Linked DNA regions of Homo sapiens: all the other regions are linked to region 3. The links are chromatin loops, found by intact Hi-C in ENCODE. Cell type or tissue: Caco-2. All regions are shown on one strand. Region 1 has its middle 130 kb from the start of GYPC. Region 2 has its middle 130 kb from the start of LINC01941. Region 3 holds the start of LOC105373602 (a long non-coding RNA gene). Region 4 overlaps LINC01889 (long intergenic non-protein coding RNA 1889).

Region 1 (5,000 bases), 110 kb after region 3:
TGAATAAACTATGAGAGCAAAAAATTATAGAGTATTAGTTTGGTGCAGTTTTGGAAATTACTGACATAATTTCCCATATTGTGCAATAATATTTACCTGCTATAATTACTTACGTGTGTGTGAGAGTCTGTATGTCTTTCCCCATTCAGTCTGTAAATTTCTCACAAAAGTGACACTATCTTAATTATCTCTATTAATTTCTCAACACTTGTGTCTTGAATTGCACTATTGTAATAGCACATTTTACAATTAAAGAAACTGAGGCTCAGCTATCTTCAGGTGCAGACTCTGCAAACTTCTCACAACTAGGTCTTCCCACTGCCATCCCAGGGCTTTTTTCCAACCTGATCTCATGAAAGAGGACTTGAACTTTGATAAACAAAAGCATAGGGACATACAGATAAAAGAGCATTACTCTTGGGGGAACAGCTTAAGCAAAGGCACTGGAACAGGAATGGAAGTTGAGGATCCAGGGAGCATTTTGCAGACCAGTCTGGCTGCAATGGAGGGCGCACACATTTTTATGGTGCTTGCTAACCTTTCCTCCAGGCCTGAGAAAAATAATCAAGAAGCTGTCAAAGGAAATAACAAAAATCTTTTAATTATTTAACAAGTTATCCAAATGCCAAACTCTAGGGAGGGTGATGCTATGTTCATATAAAGTGAATGTAAAACTTAACACATCAAATAAAACAAATACTTCCTTCTTGCCCATGTTTCCTTGTAATTACATCACAAAGAACCCTCACTATGATAGTAAATCAAAGCAGTCTCCTTAATTTATTTCAAGGGCAAATGCCATTGGATAAATTTGAAGTCACCAAGGATCCTCAATTTTGATTGACCAGGCTTAATACACTACCTACTTACTCCAGAGAGCGAACTGAGTCACCAGTACACCAGATCTGGACCTTTCTGGGTGTTGGACTCTGGTATTATGCCAGAGAATTGCAGGCTACCAAATTTGATAGAGTACGTTTCAGGGCTCATTGAAAAATATTATAGAAGGCTTTCTGGGGGTAAGGTGACTCTGTGAGCAGCTTCCAAATGGAAAATTACTGCTTAAAACCCTGCAGGGTCTCCCTAATGGTGGCATGCAAAGCCCTCCATATCCTTACCTCCTTAGTTATTCAGCTTTGTCTCCCAACGTTGCTTTTTTTCATATCCACACATTCTAATCATACTAATCTAATCCCTTGCGCTGTTTCCTGCTATTTCATACCTCTGAGTCTTGAACATGCTTATTTTTCTGCCTGAGGTATCCTTGACCACCTTTCTGCCTGAAAAGAATGTCTCCTTGTTGTAAAAGATATTTTCTGTGGAGGCTTTTAAGGCAATTTCTTTCTTGAACTTAAACAAATTTACAAGAAAAAAACAAACAACCCTATTTAAAAAGTGGGGCAAAGGACATAAACAGACACTTCTCAAAAGAAGCTACTCATGCAGTCAACAAACATGTGAAAAAAAGTTCACCATCACTGATCATTAGAGAAATGCATATCAAAATCACAATGAGATATCGCCTCACAGCAGTCAGAATGGTGATTATTAAAAAGTAGAGAAGCAACGGATGCTGGTGATGTTGCAAAGAAAAAGGAACACTTTTACACTGTTGGTAGGAATGTAAATTAGTTCAACCATTGTGGAAGACAGTGTGGCGATTCCTCAAAGATGTAGAAGTGGAAATACCATTTGACCCAGCAATCCCATTACCGGGTATATACCCAAAGGAATAGAAATCATTCATTATAAAGATACATGCACACTTATGTCCATTGCAGCACCATTGACAATAGCAAAGACATGGGATCAACCCAAATGCCCATCAGTGATAGATTGGATAAAGAAAATATGGTACATATACACCATGGAATACTATGCAGCCATAAAAAGAAATGAGATCATGTCCTTTGCAGGGACACGGATGGAGGCTATTATCCTCAGCAAATTAATGCAGGAACAGAAAACCAAACACTGCGTATTCTCACATATAAGGAGGAGCTGTACAATGACAACACATGGACACATGGTGGGGACAACACACCTTAGGGCCTATTGTGGGAGATGGGGGAGGGAGAGCATCAGGAATAATAACTAATGGATGCTGGGCTTAATAGCTAGGCGATGGGTTGATCTCTGCAACAAATCACCATGGCACACATTTACCTATATAACAAACCTTCACATCCTGTACATGTACTCTGGAACTGAAAATAAAAGTTGATGGAAAAAATAAGACTATTCTTTTCTCCAGTTAAGGTAGAGTTGATTAATGCTCTCCTTGTTTCATTCTGTATCTTATACCACCTTAATAATGGCACCTGTCTTACTATTCCACATCCTTATTTATTTACTTATTTAAAAAAATTTGAGACAGCCTGTTGCCCAGGCTGGAGTGCAGTGTTGTGATCATGGCTCACTGCAGCTTCGACCTCCCCAGGCCCAAGCAATCCTCCCACTTCAGCTTCATGAGTAGCTGGAGTTACAAGTGTGTACCACCATGCCTGGCTAATTTTTGTATTTTTTTTGTAAAGATGAGGTTTTGCCATGTTGCCGGGCATGATCTCGAACTCCTGGGCTCTAGCAAACCACCCACCTCAACTTCCCAAAGTGTTTGGATTACAGGCATGAACCACCACGCACAGCCCATCCTTTTTTATTTTAATAAAAATTCTTTGTACTTATTTCTACATTCCGAGCATAAAGAGAAGGCTCATGTATTCCATGTAATACTGAGGACTCTACTCCAAGTGCTTACTAAGTAGCTGATGCAAAGTAGGTCATCTATTTGTTGAATGAATGCATGGATAAATAAATGAACAAATGATGTAGAGCTAATAGTTTGGTGAGGACAGGACACGTGCAGTTGCGTTAAGTAGGATGCTAGTATGTTTGCAAACCAACTCAGCTAGCTTAAGTGGTAATTGGTTCATACGAAGTGCCCATGGAGTTCTAGGCCCAGGGTTGGACATTCAGCAGCTCAGTAAAGTGAGGAGGGCTAGGTGTCTTTCTGCTTTGCCTGTACCTGGCTCCCCCTTGTGGTTGCAAGCTCCTAGACCTGCAGGTTTCCAGGTCCACATCAAGAAAGGAAAAGTCCTCCTCTGAAAACTCTCTCAAGAAAGAGGAGCTATTTTCCTCAGAACCCACTAGGTAGCATTTTTTTTCCAGTTCCATTGGCCATCATTGCCTAATGGGTTCATGAACCAAGTGGCCACGGTGGCAGGGATGGAGGTTATGCATGAGCTCAGCAATATGGACTTCCACTCACCATGGCTGAACTGGCTGTGGACATTGCTGAGTGTGCCATCTGCCAGCGCAAAGACCAATACTAAGCCTCCAATGTGGCCCCATTCCCTGGTAATCAGCCAGCACCTGGAGACAGGTTGATTACTTTGGTCTGCTTCTGCTATGATTTGGGTTGTTTGACCCCTCCAAACCTCACGTTGAAATTTGATCCCCCGTGTTGGAGACGGGGCTTAATGGAAGGTGCTTGAGTCACGGGGGTGAATCCCTCATGAATGGCTTCATGCCATCCTCGTGGTAGTGAGTGAGTTCTCGCTATGTTAGTTTCCGGGAGAGCTGGTTGTTAAAAAGAGCCTGGCACCTCCCCAGTCTCTGTTGCTTCCTCTCTCACCATATGATCTTTACACATACCAGCTCCATTTTGCCTTCTACTGTAAGTGGAAGCGGACTGAGGTCCTCACCAGAAGCTAATGCTGGTGCCATGCTTTTTATAAAGACTACAGAATGACTAGTCAAATAAATCTATTTTCTTTATATATTACCTAGCCTCCGGTACTATTTTATAACAACACAAATGCGCTAAGACAGAAAATTGGCACTGAGGAGTGGGGTGTTGCTATACACATACCTGGAAATGTGGAAGCAGCTTTGGAACTGGCTAAGGCACAGAAGTTGGAAGAGTTTGGAGGGCTCAGAAGAAGACAGGAAGATGAAAGAAAGTTTGGAACTTTTTAGAGGGTGGTTTAGCGGTTGTAACCAAAATATTGACAAAAATATACACAGTTAAGGCCATGCTGACCAGGTCTCAGATGGAAATGAGGAAAGATCACTCTTGCTATGGTGTAATAAAGAAGTTGGCTGCATTGTATTTATGCCTCAGGGCTTTGTGCTAGGGTAAACTTAAGACTGAAGACCTCAGGTATCTGGCAAAAGAAATTTCTTAGCATCATAGCTGCTTTTAACAGTTTACAACCAGATATGGCAGCAAAAGAATGACCTAAAGCTGGAATTAACAAGTAAAAGGGAGGCAGAGTGTAAAAATTTGGAAAATTCACAGCCTGGCCATGTGCTAGAAAAGGAAAGATCATTTTCAGTAATCCAAGGGTGCTGGGAAACACTTACTTGCTGGAGAAGTTAGCAGGGATTAAAGGGAGACAGGTGCTAATAGTCAAGACAATGGGAAAATGGCCCTGAAGGCAATTCAGAAATTTTCAAAACTATTGCTCTCATCACAGGCCCAGAGGCTGAGGAGAATGCAATGGTTTTGGGAACCCACATGGAGCACTTCTTCCCTATGCCCACCTCAGGAGGCTGCTGCTCACACCCTGGCCACTCTGGTTTAAGATGGTTCAAAGGGCCTCAGGTACTGCTTGGGTTGCTGCTCCAGAGAGCACAGCATTAAGCCTTGGCAGCTGCCATGTGGTGCCAAGTCTGCAGGAACCCAGAATGAAAGAGATGGGGAGGCTCAGCAGCTTCCACCTAGATTTAAGAAAATGTGTTGGAAAGCTTGGATTCCCAGGCAGAAGCCTCTGCAGGGTTGGAGCCACTACAGAAAACTTATACTAGGGCAGTGCCCAGTGGAGCTGTGAGAGCAGGGCTGCTGCCCTCCTAACCCCAGAATTGTGGAGCCATCAGCCATATGCAACCACCGACTGAAAAAGCTGTAGGCACTAGACTTCAAACCATGAGAACAGCCATGTGGGCCATGCTTAGCAAAACCATGGGGATGAGGCTGCTCAGTGCCTTGAGAGCCCACT
Region 2 (5,000 bases), 390 kb after region 3:
CATTCTGGGCAGCCCTGGCTCTTGAATCCTGCTAGCAGCATTCTTGTCTGATCCCTCCAACCCTAGAGTACCAGAGGTTCCTGCTGCTTGCTAAGCCCAAGAAGGCTTCACCATTCTCTGTGAAGCTGCTAAGTTCTGCTGTCCCTCTGTAACTAATTCCCTGCATTAAATTATTTTTGTTTGAAACACCTAGAGTCATTTCCATTTTTCTGTCTGAATCATGACTAACACATCATCCAAACATATTTCTCATCACTCTCTACTTGACATTGAAAATTTCCTTGAAGCACAGTAATAAAGGGGGATTTTTTTCTTTTTTTGACCTCTTTGCACATTTTCTTCCCTAGTTGTAGGAGGTCGGTTCTGACTGCCCTCTGCAGGTATGCACACACCTTCCTCTCTACACCCACTACATCGTACGTGTGTCTCCGGAAATCGCCTCAGTAATATACAATCTCTATACTAGCTGTGGAGCAACTTGAGGGCAGCTAGCATGGGTTTTATTTATTCCCAAGGGCTGATTTGCTTGCTGTGTGGTAGGAGCAGGTGCCCTGTATACATGTGTGGAAAAAAGAGAGGATGGAGAGAAGGAAGGAGATAGGGAATGAAGGATTCTGCGAGGGCGTGAATGTTAATGTTGTAGCAGTAAGAGGGTACTTCATATTTCAGAGGGGAAAGGATACGTCATAGACCACTAGGGCTAACTGTGTTTGTAGCATGGTAGGGTCATGTGGAATAGGGCTTTAATGATTATGTGTAGCTTTTGGAAAAATGAAACATGAATTAATACTAAATCAGTATAAAATGTGAGTCCTAGTTTATTTATTTTGATAAAGGCAACAATAATATGTATTTGTACAGTGCTATGAATTTAAAACATAATCACATATTTAAAAAAATCTAAAAGTCTACAAATATGTGTTAAAAATCACCTGCATGAAGTCAGGAAATAAATGAAATTAGGCCCATAATAATAATAATGGGAATACAGTTTGGAAAGCAAGAAGTAAAATTATCTTTATTTATAGTCTATGTAAAAAATACAAAAAAGTTACTAGAAATAGTAAGTGAGCTTAGCAAGGTTGCAGGGTAAAAGTTCAGTATATAAAATTAATTGAAATTATACATATGTACAGTGAATAACTGGAAATAAAACCTAAAAATAATAATATAATTTGTAATAGCAATAAAAATGCAAAATACTTAGGGATGAATATAACAAAATATGTGCAAGAACAATATACTGAAAAATATAAAATGTTGCTGAAAAAAATTATAAAAAACCTAAATGAATAAAAAGATATTTTACAGTCATGAGTCAGCTGACTTAAGGTTGTTAATATGTAATTGACCTATGGACTCAACATAATCGCTATCAAATCTCAGTATAATCTTAAATGTGCAGTAACGTGAGGTGTGAGCATACTGCATCACTGAACCTCTCTGCGTCCTGGCTTACTTATCCAGTAGGGACCTGGATTCCCTGGTCCTTTAGCTCTATTTCAGTTCTAAAATTGTATTCTAAATCTTATTTTTCTTTCCAATGACAACAACAAAACACACACACTCTCTCTCTCTCTCTCTCTCTCTCTCTCTCTCTCTCTCTCTCACTCTCTCTGTTACCCACATTCTATTTAGAAAAGTAGGACATCTATTATAAATTCAGCTGGAAAAATATTACTTGAACCTCTGATGAGATTGAATTGGAACCCTTTCCAAGAGCTATTCCAGAGAGACGAGAAGATAAACAGGTGAGCCGCAGAAGAAGAAGGGGCTAATAGAGAGGGACAACTGTTTGATTAGATGCTTAGATTGAAGCTTGGAATAAGCTAAGAGGTCAGAGAAGATAAGTTTTGCGTGCGCGCGCGCGCGCGCGCGCGCGCGCACACACACACACACACACACAGATTGCTGAGGTTTGCTGTGAAGCTTAGGCAATTCAGAGTCTTGTGAAGATTTAGAAATAAAAAATTTTGTAGGCATGATTGGGAGGGACAGGGATTCGGGTGGGGTGGGACACTCGGAGTTATCTGACAATCTAATAAAGATGCAGGGAATTTATAGTTTCAGGGCACCTCCAGATATCAAATAAGAATAAAGAAATACCTGATAATTGACCCAATGATGAATTAATTGGCATATTAGCTGTAATACAATTTTTCACAACTTGACTCACCAGAAAAATTACTGCAGTTTTGTTCCCTATTAATGCATTTGAATTTATACTTTATTAAAGCATTAAATCTCCTGGGAAAGGGTATTTGATCTTTCTTTTTCTTAAGGGGTTTTCTAAATGTGGCCTTCAAGATAGGCAAATTTTAAATTTTAAAACTTGTAATTTGAGGAAAATATGTGCTAAAAAATAGCTCCTGCCTCGTGATGCTTTGGGCATGCTCACCTCCCTTCATGAAATGGACAAACCTTCCATGAGCACCTGCTATCTGCCAGGCCACAAAGTGGTGCTGGAGGTAAAAGTCTCTTTAGTTACAGGCCCTGCCTTCAAAGATCCCACAGCGCCTCCTGCAGGAGTTACTTTGAGTGCTGTTTGGAAGATACCAGGGAGGCAGGACTAGAAAAATGAGTTACTTAAAAGAGAAGGCACTGGAAGTCTCCTTAGGGACCATGTTAGCGCTCCAATGCCCCAGGACCCCTGAGATGTAAAGCTGGTGATGAGGTAGGCCAAGGGAGAAAATGCAACACAGTTCCTTTGAGAATTACAGGATGAGTTTCCCACCTCCATCCCATGCTTTCCTATCTGCTTGCAGTTCTCCAAGAGGGATGCGATTCCCTGCACCTCTGCCTCTCTTCCCTCCCAGCTAACTCAGATTGCCTTTGTGAGTAGCATATTTACCCAAAGCAGATTGAATCATGAAGTTCACTGCTGATGAGGACAGCAGTGTCTCTATTTTCATAAATGTGAATTGGGTATTCTCACTAGAAGAGGTGTTGGCCAACCTGGCATGCTGCTTTCAGGGATACCGGCCACAGGAGATCAATGCAGGGGGCCGTGGCTCTGGGGAATTCTTGTGGATTCAGAACAGGAGTCTCAGGTTCCTGGGTTTGGGGTGAATGTCCCAACACACTTTTCTTGCCAACCCTAATCCCTAACTAGCTAAGGGCAGATCCCAAGGAATGTTTTCCAATGTGACTCCTCCTTGGCAGTGGAGACGGAACTGTCATGTTTCCAGTTCCAGACCTATTCTTTAGAAAGCTTTCCCCTTGAAGTTCATTTCTTCTCAACCAAAGCCCTGGTTCTCTCCTGAAAATGATGAAGCCTTTGGAAAGTCCCTTTCCTTCTCTGGGTGCTTATTTCCCATTTCTAAGGTGAGGATGGGAGCCTGGGGAATGTGCTTGTGCTATTTCTTTGAAACCAACAGTACAAAGGGTTGGAGGCTGGATAAGGGTATGGTTAGATAGAAGGTTGGTTATGGTGTCTGTATCCTCCAGAGTTGCAGAAGGAATACATGACATGATCAACACAGCTTTTAATTAAATAGATTTGTAAGGAAAGTCCCATTTACCTGAAATGGAATAGAGTCTTTGGAAAGACCCAAAGATGCAGGTGGAGCTAAGGAAATAATAGATGGCAAAACAACCAGAGAGTAGTGACAGTGGGAAGCTGTTCCTACTCTTGGTCTGAAGGAGAATGGGAAGGGTCATGTCACCAGCACTGGTGACAGTTGTAGCTGTGTTAGAGAAACTGCCCAGAGAAGCCATGAGGGAACATGTGGATACACAGATTCCCCCTCCTTTCTGCTCTCTGCTCATCTCCCACAGGCTCCTCCCATCTTCTCATCTGCAGTGCTACATCTTGTTATCTATAGCCAACCAAAAGCTGGAAGGCAAGGGGGTGCACCTGATGCAGTGCATGGAGATCAGCCTCTCCGGACAAAGAGCAAGGCAGGAAAGGTTCAGGTCTATCCAAGAGGCAATCAAAGCATCACCAGCACAGTAGGATGGCTGCTGGAAGAAATCAGCCCTGAGGTACTACTGCTCAAATGCAATAGAAGTCTATTTTTTCCTCAGATAATTGTCCAGAATGGATTTTCCTGGTTGGTGGGTGCCTCTACTCCACTCAGGAACTCAGGGACTCAGGACTGCTCCAGCTGGTGACTTCCCCTCCTCCTGGGGCATCGTCTGTGTTGCCATCCCACCTTCGGAAGGGAAAAGGGGCATAAAGACACATCTGTGTAAGGTTTCTTAAGAGCCATGCCTGGAATTGGCAAGTATCATTCACATTCACATTTGTTTAAAGACAGTTTGGTTACACATTCACATCATACTACAAGGGATTCAGTGCAATGAAGAGGAGTTTTGTGCCGCCAAAAGGGAAAATAGAATTCTGTTAACAAGTAGCATCTGGGAGAGAATTCTGCAGAATCCAGAATTCTGAGTTTTCTAAAAGATCACTATTCTACCATCTTGGAGTAGGAGCTCTGTGAGTGAGATTCAATATCACTGAACCCCACCCTCACCCCAACATAGAGGAAAACCTGTAGTAAGAGAAAAATCGCTCTAAAGTGATTTTAGGCTAAAGCCCCTGACACACGTAAGTGACATTCTCAGAGTGATGTCTCCACTCTACAGTGAAACACTCACACTCATGTTTATCTCACTCCTGCCTCCGTCAGGGTTCATTTCTTCCTTTCTTCTCACTGTGGTCCTGTGGGTTACTTCTGTATTGAGCACCACAAATTAACTTCACCCATAATCTATTCCAGCCCCAGGGACCCCAGTTGCCACAATCCAGTGTCCCCCTGGATAAGCATCAAGTCTTGAGACTGAATATACTTTGTAATCTCCTCCAGTGTACAATAGAAAAAAGAACTGCAGTTGTAAAGATTTCTGCACAAAGGCCTCATTCTGTATCATCTGTCACATAACCAGTCTCATTAAGTATCCAACCTTGAGAGATCAATAAGCATTGACCTGATGACACATTATTCCTTGAAACCATCATAGATGTTTTTGATATGTGCTTTTTGTTGTTGTTCAATAAT
Region 3 (5,000 bases):
CCCGAGTAGCTGAGACTACAGGCTCATGCCACCACACCCAGCTAATTTTTGTATTTTTAGTATAGACAGGGTTTCACCATGTTGGCCAGGATAGTCTCAATTTCCTGACCTCGTGATCCGCCCGCCTCGGCATCCCAAATTGCTGAGATTACAGGCGTGAGCCACCTTGCCTGGCCTTCGTTTTTCTTTTTCAAGTTTCGCCTAAGGAAGAATATGGTTTTCTTTGCTTTTTGAACATTACATAAGTGGAATCATATAGTGTCTACTTATTGGAGTCTGGCTTTTCTCACTCAACTTATGTCCATAAAATTAATTCACTTTGTTGTTATCCGTAGCTGTAGTTCATTCATTTTCATTGTATCCTAATATACAAATATATTAGAATTAATTTGATCTATTCTGCCACCAATGGACATTGGATTATATCCAGTTTGGGGCAATTATAAGTAATGTTGCTATGAAAATTCTTGTGCATGTACATGTACCCTGGTGTTCAGGTACACACATTTCTGTTGGATATGTATTTACACAGATATATACACACATGCACACACTATACATTATATATACATACTATATATAATATATGTGCATACTATACATATTATGTATACACATTATATACATAATATATACAGATACTACACATACTCTATGTATAGACACATACACAATGTACATAATATACACAGACACTTATACATTATGTACACACACACACACACACACTTCACACTATGCACAAAAAAGTGGACTTGCTGCTTCATAGAGTATGCATTCGACTTTGTTAGATAATGTAAACTTTTTCCCAAAGTGCCAATTTCCATGGGCACCAGCAGTATATAAATTTCTCAATATTCTACTTCTTCCAAACACTTGGTATTTTGAGTGTTATAAATTAAGTTATTCTGTCTGGTATATAGGAGTATTTCATTGTGGTCTCTATTGGCATAGATAAAGAAATCAGATAGGATGACCTATGAGGCTGAGTATCAAAAGAAACAGGAAGGAGCTCATGGTTGATTACATGGGCCGGTAGAACTAGACTTGACATCTGTCTTAGGCATTGACTCACTTACTGACACTGGACTACTTAGTTTCTCTCCTTGATCTGTAGCTTTCTTTTATGTAATGCATGCATCACTTTCACCTTGCAGATTTATGGAGAGGATTAAAAATAATAAAGCTAGACACTGTGCCTCACCCCTGTAAATCCCCATATATATATATATATATATATTGACTGGGGAATAGTAGGTGCCCAATAAGTGGTGACTGTTTTTACCTCGTATCTTCACTTATTAGTGGTAAAGTCACCAATGGAAACAAAGCAGGCAGAGTTCCAGCAGACTGTGAGGAAGCAGCAGGAGTCTTGAGGGTTCACTGCTGAATGGTCCCCTGGGATAGCTTGTACTGTTGTGCAACAAATATTTACTCTTCCCTTCCCCAGCATGAGCCCAGTGCACTGCCTTACCCTAGTCCTCTGGGATTTGCTTTGGCTGGGGGAATGTGAGTGAACATGACCTGAGTGTATCCCAGCACAGTTTGGAATGTGCTAGATGGCTAGGTTCAGCCTCTTGCCCTCCAGCTCTCCCTCATAGGAAGAGCATGTGCAGGAAGCCACTGTTTCTCCAGCTTGGGCCATGCTCCTGGAAGCTTGGATGGCTCTTACTATGCCAGCTTGATGCCTTGACTCAGCTGTGTCTGACTTTGTCAAGAATTGTTGGAAATGATGACCATCTGAAACATCAGAATTTTATTGTGCATGGCAACAATAAAAAAAAACATGAAATAGATTTTCTTTTGGTATAAGAATAAATATGACAGTGGACAGATATTTTGATATTCAGTCCTGAAGCTGTTAGTGTTTGTTTTCTCAGAAACATGAAACAATAGGTATGAAAGGCTTTTCTGCTTGGAAAGGAGAAAATGCAGTTAAAGAAAAACAGTACCATTTTAAATCATAGTTCTCTCTATATTGATGCAGCTTGAAGGGTGAAAATAAATTTCGCAAACTGGAATCTTGAAGGATGGTAATAAGCTAGATCAGAATATAGAAATATTTGCAGAATAGTAGATATTTAGACATCATTGAGTGCAACCCTCTCATCTACATATAATAAGAAAAGGGTTAATACTAAATATGAACTATTGTTTATCTCCCTATACACCTACCCACTCATCTATTCATCCATCTGTGGTTCCAATCATTTATGTATTCAACAGCCATTCACCTACAGTCCACGTGTGCCCGACACTGTGCTAAGTGTGGAGGACACAGAGGTCAATCAGATGCAGAATTGCCTTCAGGAAGAATAGCGTCAAGCAGTGGAGATAATAACTTTACAGTAAATCCCACACAGTGCTATAGATGTTTCCTGGATGCCTCGGCAGGGCTCCATTGGGAGACTGGAACGGAGTCCACGGTGTTCCTATAAAGATGTCTAGATCTTAGGTAAAGAGACTCCGTTTTGTACTTTTTCTTCAGACCCCACAGCAGTCGGCGCTGTGGAGCACAGGGAAGTGGCAGGTGATTAAAAATACTTGGTATGGAAGCAATTAAATCTTCTCCCATGGTTATTTCATTTTAGGGACACGACCAGCTCAGCCCTGTGGCCGTCTCCACCTGGTTCCATGTCACAGCCCCTTGATACATCTGGGCAACACTTTCTGATCTGTTTCTACCCGCCAAAACCAAGCCTGGTACATTCAGCCATTCTCTCTCAATCTCTCTCTCTCCTGTTCTTTTAATTTTACCTCTACTAATGAGTGTTTGAGACAACAGTAAACTCTTCTATAGTTTATAGCAATTCAGTCTATTTCAATTCTAGCCTTAGTTTCCTCCCTCAACTACCATTCAGACTGGCATACATCTATCATCTCTATGTCATCGTGAGAATTGTATGAGTTTGTTCATGTAAAGCACTAAGAACAATGTCTGACAAATAGTGGGCTCTCAACAGTTTTTTTTTATTAGCTAGTGTATCTTTGAGTACTTTTATGAAAATTTCTGAATAACAAATTCTGAAAAATCAAATTGCTGAGTGAAAGGGTAATAAATTTGAAATACAGAAAGATATTTGCTAATTGGCAATTTTCACTCCCACTTCCATAGAATATGAAAGTCCTTATTTCACCATCGCATGTCAATAGAGTATTGTATTAATCTGTAAAATATTAAAAATCCAATGTATGAAAAATAGCATCTTATAGCTAGCTTAATTTGTATTTTATTTTTTTATTTTTTATTTTTATTTTTATTTTATTTTATTATTATTATACTTTAAGTTTTAGGGTACATGTGCACAACGTGCAGGTTTTGTTACATATGTATACATATGCCCTGTTGGTGTGCTGCACCCATTAACTCGTCATTTAGCATTAGGTATATCTCCTAATGCTATCCCTCCCCGCTCCCCCCACCCCACAACAGTCCCCGGTGTGTGATGCTCCCCTTCCTGTGAAAAGCAAGCCTGCATACCTACTAGATCTATTCATATATAGCCTATTTGTGCTTTGTTTGTGAATGACCTGTTTAGGTTCTTTGCACACTTCTCTTTTTTGTTGATTCTCTATATTCTGATTGATTTACTGTAGTTATTTGTATATTGTGTATAACAATTTAACTGTTACATATGCAAATATTTTCTTCCTGTCATGGTCTTTTGACTATTCGCTACTGATCTCACTCTTTATACTACTTCCATTTATTTTTAGGATTGGACAGGGCATCAACCATGCAGCCAAGAACATTTATAAACACTTGACCACAATATTAAGAAAATTAGTTTGAGGTTATAGAAGAACTAATGTGGCAGGAAGACTTGAAGGGCTAAAAGTCTATAGAAAGGAGAAGCACAGAAAAGTAGTTCTGACATTTGGTATCACTTTGTCTCCAGAGGCATTTTCTCATAAACAAATGGTGGCTGAGAAAGCTGAGAAGAGATGATGACAATCTTTTGAGGCTGGGGAGAAAAATGAAGTTCACAACTCAGCAAAGAGGATGGGCTCTGGTAAGTGCCTCAGCATTTAGATGAGGTCTCTGACTTACCAACATTCATGTGATACATTTGTTATGATAAACCAATATAGATGCATTATTATGAACTATAAGTCCATAGCAATATGAAGGGTCACCCCTTGTATTATATAGTCTATGGGTTTTGACAAGTGCATAATATCATGTACCTGCCATTACAATGTCACGAAAAATAGTCCCACTGCCCTGAAAATCCCCTATGTTTCACCTATTCATCCTCCTCCTTCCCTGAGTCCTTGAAAACCATAGATCTCTTTTTGTTGTTTCTATAGTTTTGCTTTTTTCTAGAATGTCATACAGTTGGAATCATACAGAATGTAGTCTTTTCAGATTGGCTTCTTATGCATAGAAATATACATTTAAGGTTCTTTCATGTCCTCTTGTGGCTTAGAGGAAAAGCTCATTTTTAAAAATTACTAAATAATATTTCATTGTATGGACATATATTAAGTTTGTTTATTCAATATCATCTATTGATATACATTTTATTTGTTTTCAATTTTTTGCAATTATGATTAAAGCTGCTATAAACATTCATGTGTAGGTTTTTTGTGGATATAACCTTCCAATTAAATTGGTAAATGCTCTGAGTACAATTGCTAGATTGTATGAGAAGACTGTTTAGCTTTGTAGGAAACTGCCAAACTGTTTTCTAATGTGGCTGTACTATTTCGTATTCCTGCTAGGATGCCTTATACCCTTGCAGCACTTGGAATTGTCAATTTTTTTTTTTAAAGAAATTCTAATAGGTGTATAGTGGTACCACATAGTTACTGTAGTTTGCAATACCTTAACACATATAATGTTGAACAACTCTTGATATACTTATTTGACATCTAGGTACCTGTACAGATTATCTACTTATTTTTAATTGGGTTGTTTGTATTCTTATCATTGAGTTTAAGAGCTCTTTGTATATTTTGGATACAAGTCCTTCATTTGATATGTGTTTCGCTAAGAT
Region 4 (5,000 bases), 890 kb after region 3:
AGGGGCAAGACTAAAACTCTCAGTGATCAGTCCAACTGGTTGTGAGGTAAGTGGCTCACCGGTTTAGAAGAATTGACTCTAGGAATCAATTTCTGAAGAACTGACCTACTTATCCACTCCCTAAGAGGGCTAAGAGATCTGGGTACCACCATTCTTTCCAAGTTATTTCATACCAATTCCTTTTTTACAATCCTGCCAGTCACCTTCAAAGACAAAGGGCTTTTTAGAGCCCAATGTAGTGGTTCCTAACTGGAGGTATAAAGCTGTCTTGGAGATGCTTCAAAATGTGGGAATCATTTTGTTGTCATAAGAAGCAGGGTAGAAGTTGGGACCCAGATCCTAGCCTTTCTCAGATGAAGGTAAAAATGCCAAATATTTTTCTATGTAGGTAACAATTCCACCCAATAATGTCTCTGTTGAGAAACATTTGGAGTGCATGAGTCATCCCACCATAGGCCTTCCCACTTGCTGCTCTTTCTCCCTCCAGTGCTATCCCCACCCTCTCTTTTACCAAGTTAATTCCTACTTAACATGTAGACCTTGGATAAATTGCTACTTCATAGGAATGTTTTGACCTCCCAAATACATCAAACTGTACACTCATAGCACTGTGTGCTCACAGTGTTATAGTTAGACATTTATAGAACAGTTGACTGTCTCTTTTCCCAGAAGTCTGTACAGCTCCATGTGGGTAAGAACCATACCTCCTTTGGTAATGGCTTTTTCGGGTAATCCCCAGCACCTGACAGAGTACCCAGCACATGGAGGCACTCAGTAAGTGTTTGCAGACAGCAAAAGTTAATGAATGTGTGAATGCATAGGACCTGATCTCAAGGGACTTGCTGTATGGCTGGCGACAGGGAACAGAGCCTGGTGTCAAGCCCAGCATAGAACCACCACTGAGCAAAAAAGGAGTCTGCCCACTCTGTACCAAGTGCAGGGCTGGATGGAAGGTTAACCCCCCAATTACATTTTAAACCCTCAGGACTAAAATTAATCATTGGAATGGTGACACTTGATGTAAACCACTTCAAATGGATTGGCTGTGTAAAACCTCTGTCTTGCAGATGTCCTGAGTCAGCTCACGGGTAACCACACCAGCTTTTTTCTGGAGGATTCAAAATACCCCTGGACTGAAGAATGCTGCTGTTTGTTTGTTCCGCCAGCAAAGGCTCAGTTGTTTCTTAGAGAACAAAAGGAGGAAGCAGTGGTCTAGTGCTGGTCAGAGCAAACTTCAGAGCTGCAGGGTGAAAGGGCAGAAAATGATGGAAGAGAAAAATTGAACTGGAGATGAGGAGCAGGAAATAAAAGAGCCAGTTTTAAAATGTTTCCTGTAATTGAATAGAAACATGTGTCCCTCATTTGCAGAGGAACCCCAGGGCAGACAGACCACCTCAGGATATTCATTATTTCTTTAAATCTTTAATTGGGCACTTCAAAAGATCGCAATTAAGCTTTTTAAAAATACAAAGTTTTAGTTGAAAGAAATCCATGGGGACCTACACTGTTCAGTCTCCTGGTCTGGACCAATGGCCTTATTAAAAACAGGAGGAGGTGATGCACAAAGGCATCATTCCTGAGTCATTGGTTAAAGGAAGCATTCAGACTGTCTCTTCCCCATTAATAGGCTAAGAATCAAGGAAACAAAACAAAACAAAACAAAACAAAAAAACAAGAGAAGACAGACAATTATGCCCTATTCAACTCTAACTCCCAAATGGAGATGTGCACCCCAAGAGGCCACCTCATTCCTAATGCCTGTGAAAAAATAAAAGTCAGGGAAATACTTACGGTCCATACTGATCTGCTCTGAACTCTGCCTCTGCATTTGTGCACTTCAGTCCTGTCAACACTTGCATGCGTTGTGAATGGGCCCATCCACTTCTACTTTCAGGTTCTAAACAGCTCACTCCTCATGCTGGACTTGCCTCCCATGGCCTCAGCATCCAGATATCCTGGTTAATTCTGCCCTCTGCTGGAAACTTGCTTTGTCCCTGCTGTGGTCACATTGGTCTCTAGTCTGCTGCTCTGTAACTCATGATTGCTTTTCTAACATTGATCCTTTCTTCCTGTCCTTCGGTCCCTCTAATTCTAACAAGCAGAAATACTCATTATATTCCTAGTGTATGGAGCGCTGCCCAACCACTGCAAGCCAAAGACAAATGAAGGAATCTCAGCTCAGCAACTTGGAAATTTATCTCTGTCTTCCTTGCTTTCACTATGTTTGTTCTGTCCTTGAACCCCAGCTGATATACTTTTGCCTTTTCAATGTCACCACACCCACACAAGGCATTCTACAATTCCTTTTTCTGCTCAGTGCTCTAGATCAGCTATGACAGAGGACCTTTGTTGTTAGTAGGAGTCTTAAGCCTAAAGTCTTAAAGCTGAACTGTAGACACCAGAGCTGAGTAATCATGGTTCTTCCAGAATCTTCCTGAATCCGCTGGGGCTTCCACTGTTTTGGAAGGCTGGAATGGCTAGCGCCATACTCTACATGAGTGGCCAATAGAGCCTGATGCTCGTTGCCCTGTTACGCAAAATCCTGGCTTTCCTAGACACCCACCCATTGCCAGTGACACACTCTCAAGAGGCCCCCAGCCTCTGCCTGGTAGCACACTACTTCTGTTGGGTGGTTTGCGACAGGTAGGATGCAGCCTTGCATATCTTTCTGATTACTGGGAGGCTGCCCTTTCTGAGGAAGGTCCTGGCACTTACTGGGTTTGTGATGGAGATTTCTTGGCTGTAGCCTGTCTCGGGGTGAGCACTGGGTGTAGGCTGATTCTATTCATCATCTCTAGCTTGTTTCTTCAGCTCTGTTTCATCTCTGTTGACCTGTTGTGATGTCTCTTTATACAGGTCAGCACAGCTCACACTCCTGACATGATCCCAGGGAACAGGTTGAAATGACTGAAGGAAAGCACATTTATTATAAACTGGTCCAAAGCCATTTGGGGCTTCTTGAGAAATATCACATTATCAACCTCAGGTACAAAACAGCTAGGTGTCCAATGAATATTCTCTCAATCATTCAGGACAGCTCTTCCTAATGACCATTTTCTCTAAGGTTCTTCAGATTTCTCTAGTTATATTACAGGCAACTGATGCTTTATTGTCATCACAGAGTGACAAGTGGACAGAGGTAAGAAAGGCAGTTAAATAATTATAAGCTTATCCATTGCAGCATTGTAGCAATAGTGTCGTATTAGACACAACCTTAATGTTCATCCATAGGTTACTGGTTGAATAAATTGTGTGTCATTAAAAAAAAGAGTAATTTTCAACTATGAAATAAGATTTATTTCTATCAAATAATATAGTGTGATTTACTGGATGTATCATGAAGTGAAAAAAGCAAGTAGACATTACTACGTATTGTAAGTAACTCTACCTCTATGTAAAAAGGAAGGAGCACTGAGGATATATACTTACATGTTTGTATACATGTAGGTATTTTACATGCTTTCTTGCAAAAAGAAATACAGGAAGTATATACCAGAATCTGAAGATAACAATTACTTGTGAGAAAAAAGTTGGATAGGAATGGAAGCTGAGTGTGGTGGCTCACACCTGTAATCCCAGCACTTTGGGAGGCTGAGGTAAGTAGATATCTTGAGCTTGGGAGTTTGAGCCCAGTCTAGGCAACATGGTCAAATCCCATATCTAAGAAAAATAAAAAAAAAAATAGTGGGGCATGGTGGTCCACACCATCGTCCCAGCTACTCAGGAGGCTGAGGTGGGAAGATGGCTTGAGCCCAGGAGGCAGAGGTTACAGTGAGCCAAAATCATGCCACTGCACTGCAGTCTGGGTGATAGAGCCAGACCCTGTCTCAAAAAAAAAAAAAAAAAAAAAAAAAAAAAGAAAGAAAGAAGAAGAAGAAAAAGAAAGAAATGGATATACAAATTTTCTGAGTATAGCTGTGTATATAATCTTTACTTTAGAACTATATACATGTTTTACATATTCAAAAACTAAAACTAAAATGAGAGCTGAGCTATGAGGATGCAAAGGCATAAGAATGACACGATGGATTTTGGTGGCTCAAGGGGAAGGGTGGGAGGGGGGTTGAGGAATGAAAGAATATACATTGGATATGTGTACACTGCTTGGGTAACGGGTGCACCAAATATAAGAAATCACCGCTAAAGAGCTTATCTGTATAATCAAGCAGATTCCCCCAAAACTATTGAAATAAAACAAACAATGTAAATTATTTTTTAAGTTCACTTAGCTATTGCAATTATTATGTCTCCTTGTGAACAATTGTGTACTGAACTTTTAGTTCTTCCCACATTTCTCAGAAAACTTGAATTTGCCACAGTCTTCCTTTTCTCTCAAACTCCTGTTATTTTAAAGGGCAACTCCAAAATCCATATGGGTGAACTGAATAAATGCCTAACCATAAAGATTCTTGAGCTCCTCGAATCCATAAATCTTCCTAGGTAGGGCACCTATTAGCCTGTGAATACAATGCTCACCTGGCAAAAAGCAATGCATCTCTAAAACTTTGCTCTAATATTCAATGTTCTGATCTTTGTCTTCTGTGTCTCCAGCTGCCTCATTGATTCTCCTCCACTCTCTCCCTTTCATCACCATCACATGGAATCCCTTCCTCCGTTCTGCAGCCTATATACACAGTGATGCATCACTTTACCACTTTTTATATTTCTTTATCATGACTCTTCATATATCTAGAAACCTGAATAGAATGGGATAATTAATGACCTAATTCTTAATACTTTTCAACTGTTTTTCTTTTTGCCTTTCCACTTTGACAGTTCACAGTAAGCATTTTATCTAGTTCCCAGTCTCAGAGGGAATGCTTCTAATATTTCACCATGAAGTATGATGCATGCTGGAGGTGTTTAGGAAATATTCTTTAGTGTGTCAAAGAAGAGCCCTTTTATCCCCAGGATTCTAGGAGATTTTATCATTGATGACTTTTTAATTTCATCACTTGATTTTCTGTATGTATTGAGGCGATTTTTCTCCTTCATTTTGT

The links. A loop is a pair of places that touch in the nucleus more often than their neighbours do. Peaks named below come from ENCODE experiments on the same cell type or tissue, not always from the same donor. Only the 100,000 strongest peaks of a DNase experiment are listed, where the experiment ranks them.
Region 1: a loop joins it to region 3, with 4 times the contacts of the local background. A loop is called at or near these places in 10 of 110 quality-filtered maps.
Region 2: it touches region 3 in a loop (26-fold over the local background); 3 of 110 quality-filtered maps call a loop at or near these places.
Region 4: it touches region 3 in a loop (32-fold over the local background); 4 of 110 quality-filtered maps call a loop at or near these places.

The regions. Positions count from the first base shown.
Region 1 is chr2:126,526,315-126,531,314 of GRCh38, reverse strand. No RefSeq gene overlaps it. Among named protein-coding and RNA genes, the nearest start is that of GYPC, 130 kb to the left of the region's middle. In Caco-2, a CTCF peak has its summit at 3,038 (motif pointing left); a DNase peak (open chromatin) is centred at 3,014.
Region 2 is chr2:126,242,650-126,247,649 of GRCh38, reverse strand. No RefSeq gene overlaps it. Among named protein-coding and RNA genes, the nearest start is that of LINC01941, 130 kb to the right of the region's middle. In Caco-2, a CTCF peak has its summit at 2,487 (motif pointing left); a DNase peak (open chromatin) is centred at 2,489.
Region 3 is chr2:126,631,963-126,636,962 of GRCh38, reverse strand. It overlaps LOC105373602 (a long non-coding RNA gene), which reads left to right and starts at 2,608. Exons shown (of 3, transcript XR_001739693.1): 1 at 2,608-2,703; 2 at 3,900-4,013. In Caco-2, a CTCF peak has its summit at 2,489; a DNase peak (open chromatin) is centred at 2,514.
Region 4 is chr2:125,742,664-125,747,663 of GRCh38, reverse strand. All of the region lies in intron 1 of LINC01889 (long intergenic non-protein coding RNA 1889), which reads right to left. The region is part of intron 2 of LOC124900611 (a long non-coding RNA gene); the gene reads left to right. Among named protein-coding and RNA genes, the nearest start is that of LINC01889, 34 kb to the right of the region's middle. In Caco-2, a CTCF peak has its summit at 1,916; a DNase peak (open chromatin) is centred at 1,933.